Linked DNA regions of Homo sapiens: region 2 is linked to region 1. Evidence: read pairs that join two places in POLR2A ChIA-PET (ENCODE). Cell type or tissue: Panc1. All regions are shown on one strand.

What was found. ChIA-PET counts read pairs that join two places held together with the same protein. Peaks named below come from ENCODE experiments on the same cell type or tissue, not always from the same donor. Only the 100,000 strongest peaks of a DNase experiment are listed, where the experiment ranks them.
Region 2: POLR2A ChIA-PET joins it to region 1 with 10 read pairs; 3 of 35 experiments call an interaction of 5 or more read pairs at or near these places.

What each region holds. Positions count from the first base shown.
Region 1 is chr10:21,714,559-21,719,558 of GRCh38, reverse strand. All of the region lies in intron 14 of MLLT10 (MLLT10 histone lysine methyltransferase DOT1L cofactor), which reads right to left. Among named protein-coding and RNA genes, the nearest start is that of MLLT10, 180 kb to the right of the region's middle. In Panc1, no CTCF peak of the experiment used is centred here; no DNase peak of the experiment used is centred here; H3K27ac peaks cover 1,721 bases.
Region 2 is chr10:21,470,990-21,475,989 of GRCh38, reverse strand. No RefSeq gene overlaps it. Among named protein-coding and RNA genes, the nearest start is that of MIR1915, 23 kb to the left of the region's middle. RefSeq lists an enhancer at 2,170-2,966 and a silencer at 4,269-4,463. In Panc1, no CTCF peak of the experiment used is centred here; no DNase peak of the experiment used is centred here; H3K27ac peaks cover 1,455 bases.

The DNA of each region.
Region 1 (5,000 bases):
CAACGTTTTCCAAGGAGATACCTCTTAGCATAAGAAGTACATAATTGGGAAATTCATTTTAACAGTAACAATTAGTAATAAGAGAGCAGGCTAAGGAATCATGTCTTAATTCCAGACTTACAGATATGTGACTGTGACTGAACCTTTTCATCATCTGGTAACAAGAGATGTTACCAAGGTTATGAAAACTGATTTTCCTCAGAAAGGTAATTCCCTTAAAATTATAAGTCATTATATTATTGAAATCAGAAGAAATTTACATTCTGACTAATTAAGTATAAACATAAATATCACCCCAGAAGTCAGTTAAATCTGCCTGAGAAACGAAACCATTTTCTCAAGCAGAATTAAAGTGTCCTTATTAGACATCATCTGAAAAGAAATCGGAGACTACATCTTAGACAACTTCCCCTACATAAACACACACATACATAATCATATTGGAAAACAAAATATTCGAAGCTAATTGAGATGAAAGTGTCACAGAAATCTGCAAAACTCTAGTCACTAAATTGTATGTTTAAAATACAGAAATATGCCCAGGCGAGGTGGCTCACGCCTGCAATCCCAGCACTTTGGGAGGCCAAGGTGGGTGGATCATGAGGTCAGGAGTTCGAGACCAGCCTGGCCAACATGGTGAAACCCCATCTCTACCAAAAACACAAAAATTAGCCAGGCGTGGTGGTGCACGTGTGTAGTCCCAGGTACTCAGGAGGCTGAGGCAGGAGAATCACTTGAACCTGGCAGGGGCAGAGTTTGCAGTGAGCCGAGATCGTGCCATTGCACTCTAGCCTCGGCAACAGAGTGAGACTCCGTCTCAAAAAAACAAACAAACAAACAACAACAAAAACACGAAATATCTGCATTTCCTAAATATCACATAAATAAACCTTGGAAGTTTATTTTACTTTAAATGTTAAGTCTACATCATTTTGTTTAACAGTAACATGGGATAGACAAGAAGCCATGATTATCACATGAAGATTGTATTTCAAACGCAAAACTCAGAAAGTAGGATGTAACGGAATGCAATTATGTTTCATTGCATTCAGTCTTAAGTTCTTCTACTAAAGAAATCATCCTTCAAACCAAAAAAAAAGCACCTGCATTCTCCCAAAGACAGTACAGAATGACTGCAGAACTAGGAAACAGCAGGATTTGAAAGGCAAAATGAAAAATTAATGACACTCCTACAGAAACTAATTTATACCTCTACCCTGATCCATGATTAACAGTCACATGGACAGGAGTCCGCTCTTCCCGCAATGTTAAGAAACTACTCTATTACTAATATACTAGTATGTAGTAAAGCAGGCTTCCTATCAATTATTTGTGAAAGAGCCATTACTCTAAAAACTAGTCTGTTGAAAGGGGGAAAAAAAAAAGGGTTTAACACTTAAGAATATAAAATAGAGGCCGGGCGCAGTGGCCCACACCTGTAATCCCAGCACTTTGGGAGGCCAAGGTGGGCAGATCACCTGAAGTCTGGAGTTCGAGACCAGCCTGACCAACATGGTGAAACTCCATCTCTATCAAAAATACAAAAATTAGCCAGGCGTGGTGGCGGGCACCTGTAGTCTCAAAAAGAAGAAAGAAGAAGAAAGAAGAAGAAAGAAGAAAAGAAGGAGAAGAAGAAGGAGAAGGAGAAGGAGGAGGAGGAGGAGGAGGAGAAGGAGGAGGAGAAGGAGGAGGAGAAGGAGGAGGAGAAGGAGGAGGAGAAGGAGGAGGAGAAGGAGGAGAAGAAGGAGAAGAAGAAGGAGAAGAAGAAGAAGAAGAAGCAGCAGCAGCAGCGGAGGAGGAGGAGGAGGAAGAGGAGGAGGAAGAGGAGGAGGAGGAGGAGGAAGAGGAGGAGGAGGAAGAGGAGGAGGAGGAGGAGGAGGAAGAGGAGGAGGAAGAGGAGGAGGAAGAGGAGGAGGAAAAGGAGGAGGAGGAGGAGGAAGAGGAGGAAGAAGAGGAAGAAAGAAGAGGAAGAGGAAGAAAGAAGAGGAAGAGGAAGAAAGAAGAAGAAAGAAGAAGGGAGGAGGAGGAGGAGGAGGAGGTGGTGGAGGAGGAGGAGGAGGAGGAGGAGGAGGAGGAATATAAGAATATAAAATCAAACAGTTTTTTAAAGGTTTTTTCCCCAAAATGTATGCTGCTATCAGACTCCCCTCCCCACCCCCCACCCGCCAATTTTACAAGTATCTCCTTTTCCCAGCACAAATCAAGTTTCAAGTTATTCTAAGTTTTTAACTTCTACTAGCCCTTCCCAATCTTATCTCCTTGACCACTTTCCAGGGAACAATTTTTTTTTTTTTTTTTTTTTTTTGAGACGGAGTTTCGCTCTTGTTGCCCAGGCTGGAGCGCAATGGCGTGATCTTGGCTCACCGCAACCTCTGCCTCCCAGGTTCAAGCAATTCTCCTGCCTCAGCCTCCCGAGTAGCTGGGATTACAGGCATGCACCACCGCGCCCGGCTAATTTTGTATTTTTAGTAGAGATGGGGTTTCTCCATGTTGAGGCTGGTCTCGAACTCCTAACCTCAGGTGATCCACCCGCCTCGGCCTCCCAAAGTGCTGGGATTACAGGTGTGAGCCACTGCGCCCGGCCCAGGGAACAGTTCTTAAGATACCAAATAAGGCAATGTAGAGGTCTATTTACTTAAAATGTATATCACAAAAAGCAAAAATGACCTCTGGATTTTATCCTGCTGACACCAATCCAATCAATAAAAACTCCTACTTTCGTTAAGGGTGTGGGGGCACAAAATGTTATTCAAGTTTAATATTTCCATCATCTATCACTATTATTAAAGTTTTTGCTTGCAAGTATGATGGTTTTCTTAACAGTTGTGGTAAGACTTCTAGAATTACTTTTTTTTTTTTTTGGGGAGACAGAGTCTGGCTCTGTTGGCCCAAGCTGGAGTGCAGTGGCATGATCTCGGCTCACTACAGCCTCCACTTCCCATGTTCAAGCAATTCTCCTGCCTCAGCCTCCCGAGTAGCTGGAACTACAGGCTTGAACCACCATACCCAGCTAATTTTTGAATTTTTTAGTAGAGACAGGGTTTCGCCATGTTGGCCAGGCTGGTCTTGAACTCCTGACCTCAGGTGATCCACCCACCGTGGCCTCCCAAAGTGCTGGGATTACAGGCATGAGCCACCACGCCCAGCCTAGAATTACGTTTTAAATATTGATAATTTTTATTCACCCATTTATCTTACTGCATTGCTCTAAAATCAACTACTTAGAGCAACCCTAAATAAAACACTAGATGTGACTATCTAAACACAACTAATGTAAGACTTGAAAACAAACAGGGTCTATATGAGAGTGAAACAGGAATAAACTTTGTCGTTTTGTAAAAAATGATTCAATTGCTAAGTGCATCCCCAATTTTAAGAGTCCTATCAATTCTATCTAAATATTTCTGTATCCTTTCCTTTGCACATTGCCTAGAAAATTTCACATTTTTCACATTCAACACCATTACTATTGTCTCAGGCAGCTAAATTGAAGTAGTTCAGCACTCAGTTCAACTGAGAGGTCAACGTGCCTCAGTTGCCTGGAGACTGATGGTTGCTACAGCAGCACCAGATAAGCCAGGCTAAATAAGCTTCAGCTTGAAGACAGAAAGCATTTACTGCTGAACAGAAACATAGATGTAGGTATCTCAGTACACAGCATGTAAATCTAACTGGATGATCACATTTGTAAGAGACCCATCTTTCTGAAACATGGAGAGGGGATAAATAGTAAAGATTTTAATTGAACTGAATCCTGGGTTACTTACAACTATGATTTCTTTGTTCTTCAGTTGAGTCACATGTCAAGTGGAATTTTCCCTCTAGCTATAAACTTCTCTTCTCTACCACTTCCCTAATGCCAACCCCCTGGCTCACAGACATAATGAATGAGAAGAAATGGGGATTTTTACTTAATTCAGCCGGGAAGTAACCAGAGGGTAATTAAACAGACTTTTATAAAGACAGAAAAGAGAAATGCACATTGAAAATGTTCATGTGAGACTTTGTCCAAGGATATAAAACTATCAACAGCATATGGTTGCACTTAATTAAAAAGAGATAAAACCATTTATAGGAGCTATTCTTTCATTTATCCTTTCACCCTCTCTAACCCCAAACCCCTGTTATGGCTACCTCACTTTTAGTGACATGAACTACAGAAAAACTCTGCTAAAGTAGTCAAACTCCTCTATATCAAGTTGGGAGGTTCACCAAATAGTTCACTTTCATCTTCAAAGACGATACTACTAATCATGCCATTGCTTTTCTGTGCTGAACTATCTGGGGTTGATTCTAATACGTAATTTTAATAGCAACTGCTCTCACTGTGCCATTCACACAAATGCATCAAAATAACCTAACATTGTGCTTGCCGGAAAAGCGTATATATATCCTAACAACACACGCAATGGAAATTATGCACGCATCCATAAAGCTCAAGTTGACAGGAACTTATAAACAACTATTTTAACTAGTTGTTCATTATTAGACATTTGTCCCTGTGACCATTTTCTTGACCATTAAAAGACTACTAGAGCTTTGGAGAAATGAAAATAAAATCATACATAATTTCAAATAAATAAAAAAAATACTTTGGAAATCTTAAATGATTATCTTTGGGGAAGGGGGGTGTAATACAGGGGGATTGGGTACAGCTTTCCCCCTGCACTGTCCTCTTTATAAAACAGGATTACAATTTCTCTTATATGACTCTTTTAAAACATCTTGGCTGTGCTTGGTGGCTCACGCCTGTAATCCTAACACTTTGGGAGGCCAAGGCAGGCAGATTACCTGAGGTCAGGGGTTGAAGACCAGCCTGGCCAACACGGCAAAACCTTGCCTCTACTCAAAATACAAAAATTACCTAGGCATGGTGGCGTGTGCCTGTAATCTCAGCTAGTCGGGAGGCTGAGGCAGGAGAATTGCTTGAACCCAGGAGGCAGAGGTGCAGTGAGCTGAGATCACACCACTGCACTCCAGCCTGGGTGACAAAGTGAGAC
Region 2 (5,000 bases), 240 kb after region 1:
GGTGTGGTGGTGTGCGCCTGTAATCCCAGCTACTGAGGAGGCCGAGGCAGGAGAATCATTTGAACCCTGGAGGCGGAGGTTGCAGTGAGCCGAGATCGCACCACTGCATTCCAGCCTGAGTGACAGGGCGAGACTGCGTCTCAAACAAAAAAAAATTATTTGTCTCAGTATACAACACCATTTTCCCCTGCTTGTTCACCCCTCATTGCCACACTCTTCATTCACACAATTTTTTTTAACAAGTTTATTTTTAGAGGTGGGGTCTTGCTATGTTGCCCAGGCTGGTCTCGAACTCCGGATCTCAAATGATCCTCCTACTCTGGTCTCCCAAAGTGCTGGAATGACAGGCTTGAGCTACGTGTCTGACCTCCAATCTGGTCTCTATGCCTCAGTCCAAATGATCTTTCAGAAGCTAAGATATGATCACATCACTCCCTTGTTTAAAACCCGTGAATGGCTCTCCATGTGTGCCGTGTAAACTAAACTGGATAAAAGCCCAGTTTAGTTTACATGGCACACAGACTCTTTATGATAGGGCCTTGTTTACTTTTTAGTCTCACAGCTTATCATACCTTCCCCTGACATTTTTTACTCCAGTCACTTCCCACCAAGATCCTTCCCCCGTCACCCAGGCTGGAGTGCAGTGGTGTGATCTTGGCTCACTGCAACCTCCGCTTCCCAGGTTCAATCGATTCTCCTGCCTCAGCCTCCCGAGTAGCTGGGATTACAGGCATGTGCCACCACGCCCGGCTAATTTTTGTAGTTTTGGTAGAGATGGGATTTCTCCATATTGGTCAGGTTGGTCTCGAACTCCTGACCTCAGGTGATCCACCCACCTTGGCCTCCGAAAGTGCTGGGATTACAGGTGTGAGCCACCGTGCTGGGCCTCACTCCCTCATCCTTTAACTCAGAAATCACTTCTGTGTGGCAGAGAAAATGCTATGTGTTCACCAAACCATTTCATTTCCTTCCTGGGACCCAGAAAACCTACATTACCCATTTCTCTTGCATCTTGGTGGGGCCATGTGGCTGGTTCTGGAGAATGGAATGTAAGTAAAAGTTGTGGGTTTGGCCAGGCACAGTGGCTCACGCCTGTAATCCCAAAACTTTGGGAGGCCAAGATGGGAGGATCACTTGAGGTCAGGAGTTTGAGACCAGCAACATGGCAAAACCCCGCCTCTACTAAAAATACAAAAGTTAGCTGGGTGTGGTGGCACATGCCTGTAATCCCAGCTACTCGTGAGGCTGAGGCAGGAGAATCACTTGAACCCGGGAGGCAGAGGTTGAGCCACGATCGCGCCACTGCACTCCAGCCTCGGCAACAGAGCGAGACTCCATCTCAACAACAACAATAACAAAAAAAAAAAAAAGAAAGAAAAAGAAAAGGAAATCTGCTGGTGCAGAACAAAAATATAAATATTTAATATTAATTAATTGTGTTAAATCATTGATATTTAGGATTCTTTGCTTTACCAACTGGCAATAAATGTCCTGATTAATGTACTTTGGGAAGTTTTTTCTATATTTCCTTTAGACTTGGTTGGATACCTCTCTATCTGTTTCCGAAGCACTCTGTACTTATCCTTTTTTTTTTTTTGTAGTGATGGGGTCTCGCTATGTTGCTCAGGTTCGTCTTGAACTCCTGGGTTCAAGCGATCCTCTTGCCTCAGCCTCTTAAAGTGCTGTGAATACAGGCATGAGCTACTGTGCCTGACCACAGAATCTCTCTTTTAAAACTGTCCATCACCCTCCAATTATTCCAGAATAATAGGGGCTTATTCAGTTCAAAGTGATCAGGTCTGCTCTCAAACATGAAGTAGCAAAAAAGCTGCAGAATTAAATAGTTCCTCAGTGTGCTCTGGTTTAGGGTTGCTGCTTTTTTTTTTTTTTTTTTTGAGATGGAGTCTCACTCTGTCGCCTGGGCTGGAGTGCAGTGGCATGATCTCAGCTCACTGCAAACTCCGGCTCCTGGGTTCAAGTGATTCTCCTGCCTCAGCCTCCTGAGTAGCTGGGATTATAGGCATGCACCACCATGCCTGGCTAATTTTTGTATTTTTAGTAAAGATGGGGTTTCCCACGTTGGTCAGGCTGGTCTCAAACTCCTGACCTCGTAATCCGCCCACCTCAGCCTCCCAAAGTGCTGGGATTACAGGTGTGAGGCACCGCGCCCGGCTGGGTTGCTGCTTCTTATATCATCACCTGGTGGTTATCACTGCTGAAGGGTGATTCAGCCCAGGCCCGGCCCCACTGCTACAATGATGGTACTGCTATTTCAGATCTCTGCAGATACCCACATACGGGCTCCCAGAGAATCTCTCTTCTACTTCACATTCATGTTCAATCATTATTCCCAAGATAGAACTGCTGGGACAAAGTAGCTGGATCCAGAGATCCAGAGAGGTTTGCCATCCTCAATTTCACACTCTGCAGGAGCGATTCCTCCCGTATGGCCTTCTAGGCCCTGGTCACCTGTGCAGAATTCTTCTCTGTCTCATGGTGAGTTTACTCCTTTGAAGACTTTGATGTCCTTTGTTTCCACCGGTTCTCAAGCCTTCTGAGTGGTTGCAAGGACATTCAATCTCAAAGAGAAGGGGCCAGGGTTTGTTTGCTTTCTTCCCAGGATGCTTCTTGGTCCCCATGCAGATTTACTCTTAGTGACTACCTCTGTATACCAAGCTTCGAGGGACAGACTTTGTCAGGTCACAAAAGGTCCTCTTATCCCTTCTCCCAGAGCAGTAGGTGCCTGTTCATCATATATTTACATAACTAAGGAAGGCCAGTCATCGATTTTCCCTGAACAAAAAGCAGATATATTCTAAAATGATTTTTTCTGTTCGGTGAAACCAATAGTTCTTAAACTTTTTGGTTTCAGCATCCCATTTCTACTCTTAAAAAAAACGAGCTTTGATTTTGTGAGTTCTATTTATCGATGTTTACTATATTAGAAATTAGAGAAACTTTAAAAATATATAATCATTAATTAATTTTAAAATAACAAAAACCCTATACATGTTAGCACAAATGACATGTATTTTATAAAAATAACTATTTATTCCAAAACAAAAAGGATTTAGTGAGAAGAAAGATGTTTCACATTTTTGCAAATTTCTTTTAATATTTGGTCTAATAAAAGACACCTGGGGCCGGGCGCGGTGGCTCATGCCTGTAATCCCAGCACTTTGGGAGGCCAAGGCGGGCGGATTACCTGAGGTTGGGAGTTCGAGACCAGCCCGACCAACGTGGAGAAACCCCGTCTCTACTAAAAATACAAAATTAGCCAGGTGCAGTGGTACATGCCTGTAATCCCAGCTACTAGGGAGGCTGAGGCAGGAGAATCACTTGAACCTGGGAGGCAGAGGTTGCGGTGAGCCAAGATCGCACTATTGCGCTCCAGCCTGGGCAACAAGAGCAAAACTCCGTCTCAAAAAAAAAAAAAAAAAAAAGAAAAAAAAGACACTTGGTTCTCATAGTTGCTTTTGCAATCAATCTGTTGCAATGTTATTTTGGTTGAAGTAGTTGAAGAAAATTCCACCTTACATAGACATAAAGCTGGAAAATAGAGGAGTATTTTAGTAGCATTTTTAGATAATCATAGGTATTATTCTTTGGTACCCTACCAAAACTTGACAAGTGGTAATTTCTTAAAAATGTAGTTGCAATGTAGAATCTGCATTCATATCAATGAACTTTTTGTATTCTGTTATATTAAAATTCATTGATTTATTTTGCCTTATAAATGGACCTTTTGCCCATACATAATTTTGTAACGTCATGCACTGGTCATGTGGAAAATATTGGTTCCCTGAATCATGCAGATCTTCCAAATATTGGCGCTTTTCATTACACAATATTAAAAGAATCACATTTGTTATTATCGCCATTGATCTCAGCAGAAAAGTTTTAAGTATTGGGAAGGTTTTAAGCTCACAGTGGCAGATTCAAGTTTTTGAAAATTCTAGCTTTTGCTTGAAAGCTCAAATTTTATTACTGGAAACCAACACTGTCAGCTGTATTCCTTAAAGTGATAGGTTCACTTCATTTAATGTTGAGACAATGTGCCAAACACTGAAGCCTAAATAATCATACATCTGTCAGTTGTTCTTGCAAGTAAAAATGGTGTTCCAGCTGAGTGTCGTGGTGCACACCTGTAATCCGAGCAATTTGGGAGGCTGAGGTGGGCAAATCACTTGAGCTCAGGAGTTCGAGGCCAGCCTGGGCAACTTGGTGAAACGCTGTCTCTACAAAAAAAGTAAAAATTATCTGGGTGTGGTGGCATGTGCCTATAGTCTCAGCTATTTGGGAGGATGAGATGGGAGGATTGCTTGAGCCTGGGAGGTCAAGGCTGCAGTGAGCTCTGATAGTGTCACTGCACTCCAGCCTGGGGGCCAGAGTGAGACCCTCTCTTAAGAAAAAAAAAAAAAAAAGAGGGAAGGGTCAGAGGGTGGGATGCTTTGAAAATGAGCTTTTGTAGGTAGAAAAAAGCTTCTCAGGCTGGGCACAGTGGCTCAAGCCTGTAATCCCAGCACTTCGGGAGGCTGAGGCAGGCAGATCATGATGTTAGGAGTTCAAGACCAGCCTGGCCAACATAGTGAAACCTTGTCTCTACTAAAAATACAAAAAATGAGCTGGGCGTGGTGGTGGGCACCTGTAATCCCAGCTACTCAGGAGGCTGGGGTAGGAGAATTGTTTGAACCCAGGAGGCAGAGGTTGCGGTGAGCCGAGATGGCACCACTACACTCCAGCCCGGGCAACAGTGTGAGACTCTGTCTTAAAAAAACAAAAAAGAAAGAAAAAAAGAAAAAAGCTTCCCAGGGCCAGGTGAGGTGGCTCATGCCTGTGATCCCAGCACTCTGGGAGGCTGACGCGGGTGGATCACTGGAGGTCAGGAGTTTGAGACCAGCCCGGCCAACATGGTGAAACCCAGTCTCTATTAAAAATACAAAAATTAGCCAGGCTTGTTGTGGGCACCTGTAATCCCAGCTACTCGGGAGGCTGAGGCA